Regions from separate parts of the Mus musculus genome. Here region 1 is linked to region 2. Evidence: chromatin contacts called from ENCODE Hi-C or POLR2A ChIA-PET data. All regions are on one chromosome and are shown on one strand. The core of a region is the stretch at or near the end of the contact, and the rest is flanking DNA. Distances in the headings are between cores, read along the strand shown. Region 1 holds the start of Sash3 (SAM and SH3 domain containing 3). Region 2 holds the start of Zdhhc9 (zinc finger, DHHC domain containing 9).

Region 1 (5,587 bases), core at 469-2,968, 62 kb before region 2:
GATGATTCGTTGAGGAAAGAGCGTGTTGTAAAAGCACGAATACTTGAGTTTGTATCCCTGGAACCTACATAAAAGCTGGGTGATAGACAGATATCTATAACTCCAGCCCTGAATGGGGAAAGCAGAGACCTATGGATCCCAGAAGGTCACTAGCCAGCCAGTCTAGCTGAAAACCATCAGCTCCAGATGTGGCGAGGGCCCCTTTCCCCAAAACTAAGGTAGAGAGTAATAGAGCATCGACTGCTACCCCCAGATGTGAACGCACAGCTGAGAACGCATCCTGAGTGTGCACACATACACACGCATGTCCACATGAAAAATAACCGTTCCAGACTAGTTCGGCCAGTCATGGTGGTCCACATCTATAATCCCAGCACTCATCATAAGTTCCAAGCCAGCCTGGGACACACAGTAAGGCCTTGAGCAGGAGAAATGGGGAGTTTATTTTCATTAAAAATTCAAGATAGTTTTCCTGATGTAGACATTCCTAAAACTATTACCACAATCACAATAAACAAACTTATTCATCACCTCCAAAATGTTCTATATGTCCTTAGTTATCTGTCCCTCCAATTTTTCCAAATCTCCCCAAACCAATGTTTTTCGTCCTGTACGGGTGTGATTCTTTGTAAGAAGTAAATTTCTGTCTAGAGAGAGGTGCTAGGTGCTGAAAACAGTAAAGGATATTTACCTAAACAGTGTGAAATCCAATTATGGAGACTTTTTTGAAATTTCATTTTATTGTCATCTGTATTTGATAAAGTGTAAATGATACATACCAGTTGCTTTGTAGTGAACAGGAATCATTGAAAGTACTTAAACATCTACCGCAATTGCTCAATGGTAGTAAACTTACCTGGCATGGGTAAGCCATAGGTGAGACCCCTAAGCACTGCAAATCAACATTGCCATTGTCATCATTATCATCATCATCACCATCATGTGCTGAATGTAACCCACAAGATGGGCGCAATGCCCAGGCAGTTGATGAATGCCTTTTGAATGGGGCACCTGCTGTTGACGTGGCATTGCCTTCAAACATTTCTCAGTTGTTCTTGTATGACCTGAGGGGTTGTTGTGTGTAGGCACACCTCATCTAGACTGAAAACCATATGTGTGCTGATGGAAATGTGGATAGTTGCTGGATTGATAGCTTTAGAAACAGTGGATACAGGGCTATTGAAGGTTGTAGGGATGAGAGCATCATGGAAATGACTATAGCATCTGTAAAGGTGACCACTCTAAGGATGATGAAGCAGTAGAAATCTCTGAAGAGATGAGAGCTTTACCAATCATAGCTAAGGTATACTGACGGCAGTAGGGATGGTAGGAGGGATGATGGCTGGGGCGTGGGGAGTGGTGGTAGTCACGGTTGTAGTAATGGCTATCTGGTAATGGTAGCAGTAGTGATAACCATCAAGATGATGGCCACAGGAGTGACAGTAATGGTAATCGTGATCGCAGTAATGACTTGGAAGATGCAAATAGACTGGGGGCATTTACTCAACAGGCAGGGAGATTGTTCACCTTCTGATTTCAGAGGTTTAGTCAGTGAGTGTAAAGCCCAAATAAGCCAGAACATGAAAGGACTGTAGTGGATGACCGGAGACAACAGGATTGGGGCTTTTCTCTGACTGTTCAACTCAAGGTCTGTCTGCATCAGAATCTCTGGAGACTGAAGCTGGGACTTCCTTCCTCCCTAGAGGCCGGCAGGGGCCATGATTGCTGTAAGAGCAGGTCACGTGGCAAGGTTTCCTGTATGCTGCTGCTGCTGGGTGTCCATGGCCCGCACCCCCAAGCTGCCACTGCAGCAGTAAAGAGTAGCAGCCCCAGGCTCAGTCTATGCTGTGCCAACTGGCTGGTGCTGGGGAGGCTTTAACAAGAGATTTTTGCATCTTAGCTCCTTGGAGAACAGAGCAGGAGTGCCATTTCTGTAGAGGACCATGTTGCGTCGCAAACCCTCCAACGCCAGTGACAAAGAGCCCACTCAGAAGAAAAAGGTAAGGCGCATCTTTGAGCGTACACTCCTTCCTTCTCTCCTCTACACTCTCTACCAAGGCCTTCATGGACTCTTAGAAGGTGGAAGTTGAACCAAGGCTCTATGTTGAGCTTGGACGTGAGGGTTCTTCCAGAAAGCAAGGGGATGGGGCTCAACGCTCACTTGAGTAGTAAAAGTACTGAAGGTACTTTCTAAACTCTGGAATACAGAGCTATGAGTTGGGCCTTTGGAAGTCTAGAGTGATAGACTGAAGAACATAAGAGTTAAATCCACAGACATCAGTTGGAGAGTTACAAAATGTCGTGTTCAAATTGAATCCAAAGAGCGTAATTAATTTTGTCTCTCTAGCTCGGGTTCTGTGTTGCTTTTGCTCGAGTGTGTCCTCTGGGGACTACCTCATTCAAAGGGCCCTACTAGCCTACCCAGCCAAGGTGGTCACAGACTCCCTAACTCTTTGGCAGGAGCCATAGCCATTTCCCACTAGGCTCAGATCTACAACATCTCCCCCAGGCCACTGGAGATGAAGCAGTAAGTAAATTTCAGACTCAGGAAAAGAGCCCACCCAAATGCCGTAAAGTTCAGGTGGTGGTGGTGGTGTGTGTGTGTGTGTGGGGGGGGTTGAACAGGTTCTTTCTGGGCAAGTGAACTTATGAAGAATGAGAAATGGAGCTGATGACTTGCATGGTGAGTAGGTGTGAGAGCTAAGGGGGAAAAGTTCGTTGGGGGAGGGAAGGGGATTTCAAAGTCCAGGAAGGAAGGTAGCTGTCAAAAATGGCTGAAGTGTTCATCTTCCTGAGACAGGAGCTAGACTGAATGATTCTTGAAGACTCTGATATCCAGGTTTCCCTGGCTGTATGTATAGAGTTCATTTTATGTCAGGACTCTCCCAGGCAATCAGCCTGTCCAGTCTGCATGTCTAAGTGGACCACAGGAATGGTCCAAAGCAGGCCTGACTAGATCCAAGCACCCAAGCCTTAATCAGGGGCCTCCAGGACTCTCACTGTGCCCTATCCATTTTTCCATGGAATTCAACTCAGGTGCACTGTGGGGGGATGCCCCCTTGTCAGAACAGTTCCCAGGCAGTGGGCGACAACTAAGAGACAGGCTGAGAGCATTGGGGTGTGCATCCTGTCCCACCTCTCAGGATCTGGGTGGCTGCCGCTTTCGGCTGTACTCTCTCCACTTCAGCTGCTTCTGTAAGATCGCAGTGGCGGGTAGGTGGAGAAGGGTAAGATTTGTGAATATTCACACAGGGCCTTGTCACCCCACCCCCCCACCCCCGCCAAAACTAGGCCCCAAAGGCTTGTCATTGGCTGCCACTCCTCAAGAGCAAAGCCACTTCCCCTTGCTCTCAAGCTCATGAGAAAAACAGAGACTGCTATATAGACCCTGGTAGGCCCCAAACCACAGCAGAATCAAGCTGGAAGAAAAAGTCTGAGAAAGAGCTGACACCAGAGTCCGCAGCTACCTCAGGTAGAGGTGCCCCAAGGCCTACAGAATAAGAAACCCCTTTCCTCTCTCTTGGCTCCAGTTACTCAGATCCTGCATCTGGGAATCCCTCCAGGTTTCCTCTAGAAAAGTCTGTGGTCCACATCCTTTAGTCCACACAAACTGCACCTCACCCCTGCCAGGGCCTCTGGCAGCCTCCAGGAGGCCAGATGAGTTTGCCTTTACATATTCAAGCCCCATACTATAAAAATGCCCTTAACACAACCAAACCTCCAGAAGATGTGGCATCGTCCCAAGGCCCAGAGACAGTAGCCAGCTTCATCTTTGATTGCCAGATGACTGAAGTCAAGTCTCTTCCCTTTGGAAACTGAGGTGATGTGATAGAAGGGAATATACAGGGACAAAGGAAGCTCCTCCCTCCTGTTCCTGCCTCTTTTCCTCCTTCAGCCAATGAAAATGTACTGGAGAGAGGGCAAGAAAGTGGAGTTAGAATGCTCCCATTCTGCCATAGGAGCCTGGACAGTACTTCCCCTGGGCCTCAGTTTCTTCACCTCTGAAAGAAAAGGTGATCTCTGGAGGTAGGGCTCACTGGAATAATAGCTGTGAGAGCACCCTCTCCGGTGTGTGCTTCTGCCTACAAGGGGGTGCTAGCTTTGGCATGAGCCCAGATGGAGCAGACACACAGCAAAGAATAAACCAAGGTCCCAGTCTTGAAGTACAGAAAGCAGGGCCTAACGGTATGGAGAGCCACACTGAGGGAAGGCTTGTCAGCGGCCACGTGCTACACTCTGTACCTCAGTCACGGTTTAGCTTGCGGAGTTTTCACTGCAACCTCAGAGTAGAGACAGGTATATACTGATTTCACACTGGACACTCCGACTGGGGACATTTGCTGGAGCTATCACAGAGAGTGTGTTGCAGCGTTCCAAGCCAGGGTGCTTAATTTCAGAATCTTCTCTCCTTCTCTCTGCATACCCTTGTCCCATAACTGATCTCAGAAGCACTAAGAGAGAGTAACAAGCCCAAGATTCAGCCCTCCAGTAGAAGAACTCTGCAAGGAACACCAAGAAAGTTGTGGACTGAGAGATGAGAGAAGCCAACAGAACAGAGGAGGGAGTAGGCCTTTGCTACAGTAGGTTCAGAACATGGTACCTACTGTGGTTCATAAGGATGCAGGATGCTCTAGAGTGGGAGGGATTCTCCCTTAGCTGCTCTGTGGACACTTGCATCATCTTCAAGTCCCAACTACTTTCCTTTTGCTCTTACTTCCATCAAACATCCATGTCCAGGTCTAAGAAGTGGAGAGGGATTTGGTCTAGATTTGTCTTCCCTAAAGAGAGCCCTTTTCCAGTGAGTCTCTATTTTCTAGCCTCCCGCCAGGGCAAATGCAAAGAACCCAGGCTCATGTTCAAGTGCTACATTGTTGTTTCCTTTCGGTCTCTTTCTTATCTCTTTCCCAATAATAACACATTGCTCCCCATGGGTGTGTGTGTGGGGGTCTCATGTCACAGGTCTAGAGTAACACCCCACCAACACATGCTCTGTAGTTACACTATAGGTTAGCATCCTTATTATGAAAATATGAAATGCTCCAAACTCTGAAGGATCTTGAAAATCAACATGATGCCACAAGTAGAAAATTTCACACCTGACCTCCCATGAAAGGTCACAGTCAAAACAGACACACTATAAGTGCTCTATAAAATTACCTTCAAGCTATGTATATAAGGACTATATGAAACATATACGAAATTCATGTTTAGATGGCACATTACCAAAATAGCTCATTATATATATATATATATGCATGCAAATATTTGATTTTGTTTAAATCTGAAGGTCTAACAATGTAGCTCACTTAGTAGGATGCTTATCTAGTATTCATAGAGCTCTGAGTTCCATACCCAGCACAACATAAACTGAGTATAGCAGCCATAGACTTGTAACTAATATGAATATTAGTCATTTTCTGCTACATAGCAAATTAGAGGTCAACCTGGATTGCTTAAGGCACTGTCTCAAAAAGCAAAATCTGAAATGTGGAAGACTTTTGATTCTACACATTATAGGTAAATAATATTCAACTCATGACTGTCCATTATTCACAAGAGAATGCCTACATCCCTTGGCGTGGCTAGC
Region 2 (4,953 bases), core at 1,227-3,726:
TTCTCAACTCAGTTTGGTTTTCAAATGAACAGCTAGGTAAGAACTAGGGCTTACAGAAATGGTACCCTGAATAGCAGATGAAGTGGATATTGGTGAGGGGTGTTATAACAACAAGGGTTACTCCCAGAGTTGGGAAGGGTTGAAAAGAAGTCATTTATCATTAAGTTACTGTCAGTGAAAGGACGTGAATTTTTATGACAAACTTTGTCAGGAATATCCCCACATCAGGACTATGAAATTGATATTAAAATTCTTGGCCTTTTTAGGAAGTGCATATTCTACTATAACCACAAAGTAGTGAATTCAATTAAACACAACCTATAGATATCGTTCAACAGAAGAGTAAAATCATGCAAGAACCACCACAAATGCCCAGGAGGTACTGTCATTCCTTGGACCCAAATTAACCATAAGGAGACAATTGTGTTCAATGAAAACTCACTCGAAGGCAAAGAAGAGTGTACATGTCCCCAGGATGAGGAAGAGGGTCAGGTAGAAGATGCCCTTTTGCCGGGCCATCATGACGCGGCCATCACAGCAGAAGGTGTTCCTGCCTGGGAGTTTCTCCCATTTCCGTGTCACCTTCTTTCTTACCACCATCACAGACATGATTACAGTTCCTGGTCCAAGATGGGCTTTGGGACTACTCGAGAGAAGATGCAGAGGCTGAGGTCAGCTTTAAAATCAGGTCGTCTACTAGTGTTGCCACTGGGTCAAACATTATCAAGAGCCCTAAGAAAAAGAAAGGGGTAAGGTGTTGAGACAAGAGTGACAAAATACAACTGAACCCTCATTTCCCAAAGACAGAAAGATGAGCACTGCTTGAAAGAGCAGGAAAGTTTGAAAATTTTATTTCTGATCTCTGTTTGGTCTCTAAGGAGGAAAACAAACAAACAAACAAACAAACCAGTTCTCCAGAGGGGGAGGGGACTGATATTTCTTAATCAATCCTGTTTCTAAACCCATGCTGGTGATTTTGATGAGCTATGATGATATGAGTCTTGGAAATAAGTAGGAATTCTGGAAGTAGCCACCCTTTGTACTTTCTACTGTACCACCATGTTCTTTAGTCACCTAAAGAAAGATATCTATAAAAATAATGTTTGTTGTTGTTGTTGTTGTCCTTTGTCCCTAAGTAGCCCTTCCCATACCTCCTCTACCTCTCCTTCTTTCTTCAATATTCAAATATTACTCACAGGAAGGAACAAGTAACCCTCTGGCTGGGGTAAGCTGTTCAGGGCATTCTGGAAGCATACACACATTGTATTTCCACAAAACAGATTTCCCCTAATCAAACCTTCTGTAACTTCTGGAGTCCGAAATGAAATCTTCTGGCTGGTCTAGTTTAACATTTGTGAGCCCACATCATATTGTAGATAAAAAGGCTTCCTTAAACAGGAGAGATCCTGGGATGGTTGGCAACTGATGCTGGGGTTGGGGGTGGCTGAGGGCGGTGGCAGCAGCTAAGAAAAGTCCCTTGGGGGCTTTCTAGGACATTTCACCAGTATCATAGCTCCATTCAGCATCCTGGATTTCCGGGCCTCGCCTTTCCCAGCCACTGTCATCCTCCTCTTCTCTCAGGTGCTGGGCTGTGTCCTCTACTTACTGGCACCACATGCCCCATGCTGGCAAGAATGAGGCGGAAGCCTGCAGCCCGATGAGCAAGAAACAACCAGCCAGAGAGCATTCCCGAGCTAGAGAGGGCAAAGGTCCAAAAGGGGACTAAGAGCCTAGCAACAAGATGGAAAGGTGTAAGGCTTGGGAAAGGGGAGGGGGCCCCAGAGGTGCAAAGATCACTTCCTTTGTGTAAAACTAACCTGGAAAACAATCTCCCCCCTCCCCCCGCCTCCATAAACTGACCCAGCAGAAGAACACAGACTAGGAAGGGGGACCCAACCTGGGAGAAGGAAAATTAAAATCCGTCAGAAAGCAGCGACCTGGTTCAGCAGCTTAGCGCCAGAAGCCAGGGCTGTGCAGCGGGCTCGTCCTCAGGAGGCCCGCCCTGCCTCCGCCACGCAGCCGACCACCGCCCCAGGCTGGCTGGGACGCGCGCCACATCCACACGCACACGCGTCCACACGCTCGTACACACTCACACACGCCCCGCCACGTGTAGTCACCCCCGGCCAGGGGCTCCGTGGCTGGCGAGCTGAGCAGGGCGGTGCCAACGTCCCTGGGTCCCGGCGGAGCTGAAGGGGGATGCAGCCCTCCAGAGAGCCGAGCCCCGGAGACCCCCACCCCCACCCCTTGTTACCTGAACAAGGGACACTGAACTCGGCCGGCAACTGGGGGCAGAAAGTGCACACTGTCCCGGGGGATCTCGTCAGCAGCCAGAGGTGGTAGCGACTTCTCCCTGACAGGGAGGGTGCCTCCTCCTGACAAGGGGCCCCAATAGTCGGGGCCCTAAACCAGCTGTGGCAACCGCCCACCGCTGGCGGAATGGAACGCTCCTCACGTCACCAGGTCGCTCCAGTAGTTGCTCGTCCTCCATTGGCTAAACGATCACAATGTCTCCATCCCGCCCCCAACGCGTACTACCATTGGCTACTTCGAACGTCACTCCAGAATCCCTCCGCCCACTCCCCCCACCCATCTCCTTGCTACAAGCCCACCTGCCAAGCTCCAGCCAGCTTCTCTCTGGGGTCTGAGCACCAGGACGCGAAGTGTTCTCGTCTATTAATATAGTTACGCAAAAGCGGAGGCGTAAGGTGGTGTGGACCGGACAAGGGAGGAGCCAAGAGCAGCCTCCCCACAAACACACTGAAGCAACACTAGCTCACAAATCCGGACTCTAACCCTGAATTCCGTCTTACCCTGGGCCTCTCCACTGCCGTTTGCCTTTAAATTGACCAAGGTCTGTTCGTGGGCATCTTAACGTTACATTCTCTGCCGCCTAAGTCCCATTCAGAAGCCTCGGACTCCCACGCAATCTCGAGGGCTTTCAGAACAGAAAAAGAATATGAAAAGAGATAACCATATCTGAGAATGTCATTTTGTGATATTGAAAACAAGTCATTGACATTAAGGAAGTTGGAGGAACTCCACTGAGACAACATAAATATTTCCAGGTAGATAATGATGCAAAGATTGCCAAAAGGTAGTTAATTTCTATTTTCTATTAGAATTTGAGATCTTGTTGGGTGTGGTGAAGCTAAGGCAAGAAGATTTGAAGCCACCCTGGTCTGACATTTGAGTTCCATGCCAGCCAGGGCTACATAGAAAGATCCTGGTTCAAATGCACAAAACAAAAGAACTGGAGATATTATGATAACAAAGGGAGGGGCATCCAAGGCAGAATTTTCATACATCAACCAGATTGATTCTTTCCTTCTGGTGCCTCCTGGCAGTTAGTTACTGTTACTGAGCCTCTGCTATCAACGGCTAGTAACACCATTTAGAAAATTGAGACTGGAGTGGGGAAAACAGTTGAGAATCACACTATTATATTATATTATATTATATTATATTATATTATATTATAGGGTGGATGTTACAAGGCACCAGATCTGTTTCCACCAGTATGACTGGTTCTTACCTTCCAAATAATATGAGGGATGTTTAAAAGTGACCTCTCCTTACCTACCACACTATGTTATCAACCCAGGTTTCCTAGAGCTTGACCAAAGTTTTCCTAGGGTTTCCAATAATAGTTGGAATTAGTTCAGAAGTGACTGCCAATGCTCTCCCAAAGGCAGCTTTGTGGTAGTTTTAATGAGAGACCACATACATGGTCAAGAATTATTATTCTTGGGCTGGTGAGATGGCTCAGTGGGTAAGAGCACCCGATTGTTCTTCCGAAGGTCCAAAGTTCAAATCCCAGCAACCACATGGTGGCTCACAACCATCCGTAATGAGATCTGACGCCCTCTTCTGGAGTGTCTGAAGACAGCTACAGTGTACTTACATATAATAAATAAATAAATCTTTAAAAAAAAAAAAGAATTATTATTCTTTTATAGTATTTTGCTCCCATATAATATTAAAACAAAATTCTTTATAATGATTATTCTTAAAACATTTATGATATCTTTCCACCAAAAAATTTAAAGGAATTAAAAACCGTGACCCAATTGTCTTACAAGAGAAATGTGTTATAACTAATTTGTAGTTGAAAGTGTGTCTTCATAAAGCTCCCATTGTTCCTGAGTGCTCATGCTGACTATAATCATCGGGTTATTTCTTATGAAGCCTATGACCAGCATTATTGCCTCCAATTCCTGGAGGCTACCAGTATTAGTACACACTTGGCATGGAAAGGACAGGAATTTCTCATGGCCCTATCAGCTCTCTGAATTCCAAAGCCTGTGCACATGAGATGCCCTTAGGAATCGCATGCTCAGCCTGGCTGCCATTCTTGTGAGTGTAGAGCAATCAAAATGAAGTGACCAAAGCAAAACATGCTTTGATCACCGCTCAGATGCAGGTGAAGCCTAGGAAGTTCTGGAATGAGCATAACAGGGCAATGCATTCCTGAGCTCTGCCCTTCCCTGGCCTGGGTCACATTCCCTCTGGGATTAAGTAGTTTTGTAAATCAGGCTTGTTTTATTACAATTTGTTGCTAGTCTTGCTCACTACTGAAAGAAAATTCAAGAAATTCTATATGGATAAGCATTTCATAGCACATCTTCCTACACAATTAAATCATTTTACAAAAATCCTTTAATTCTTAATAAAAAACTATAGACTGCGAGTTGGTTTTCCTTTCCTCTTTTCTTTTTCTTCCCTTTGCTATTTTCCACAAACTTCCCTACTTTATGCATCCAAATCCTTGTTAGGTCTTTTGAAGGGAAGGTGCACTAGAAACACCACTAGCATCCAAGGAGCACTAGAAACACCACTAGAATCTAGGGGCAGCCTTCCATTTTATAAGACAGCTCATGGCTTAGTGATGTATGTTCTGGCATGCTATTTTTTAAAGGATTTGTCTTCATGTTTATGGCATGTGTGTGCGTT

Evidence for each region. A loop is a pair of places that touch in the nucleus more often than their neighbours do. ChIA-PET counts read pairs that join two places held with the same protein, here RNA polymerase II (POLR2A).
Region 1: a map of heart shows a loop between it and region 2 (2.3-fold over the local background). The contact joins the promoter of Sash3 here to the promoter of Zdhhc9 in region 2. A Hi-C loop is called at or near these places in 3 of 37 maps with a recorded cell type or tissue (T-helper 1 cell, heart and v-Abl transformed pro-B cells). POLR2A ChIA-PET finds 5 or more read pairs at or near these places in 1 of 5 experiments (embryonic stem cell).

The regions. Positions count from the first base shown.
Region 1 is chrX:48,144,718-48,150,304 of GRCm38, forward strand. It overlaps Sash3 (SAM and SH3 domain containing 3), which reads left to right and starts at 1,719. Exons shown (of 8, transcript NM_028773.4): 1 at 1,719-2,000. The coding sequence starts at 1,944.
Region 2 is chrX:48,206,226-48,211,178 of GRCm38, forward strand. Zdhhc9 (zinc finger, DHHC domain containing 9) reads right to left here and starts at 2,477. Exons shown (of 10, transcript NM_172465.4): 1 at 2,255-2,477; 2 at 443-732. The coding sequence starts at 609.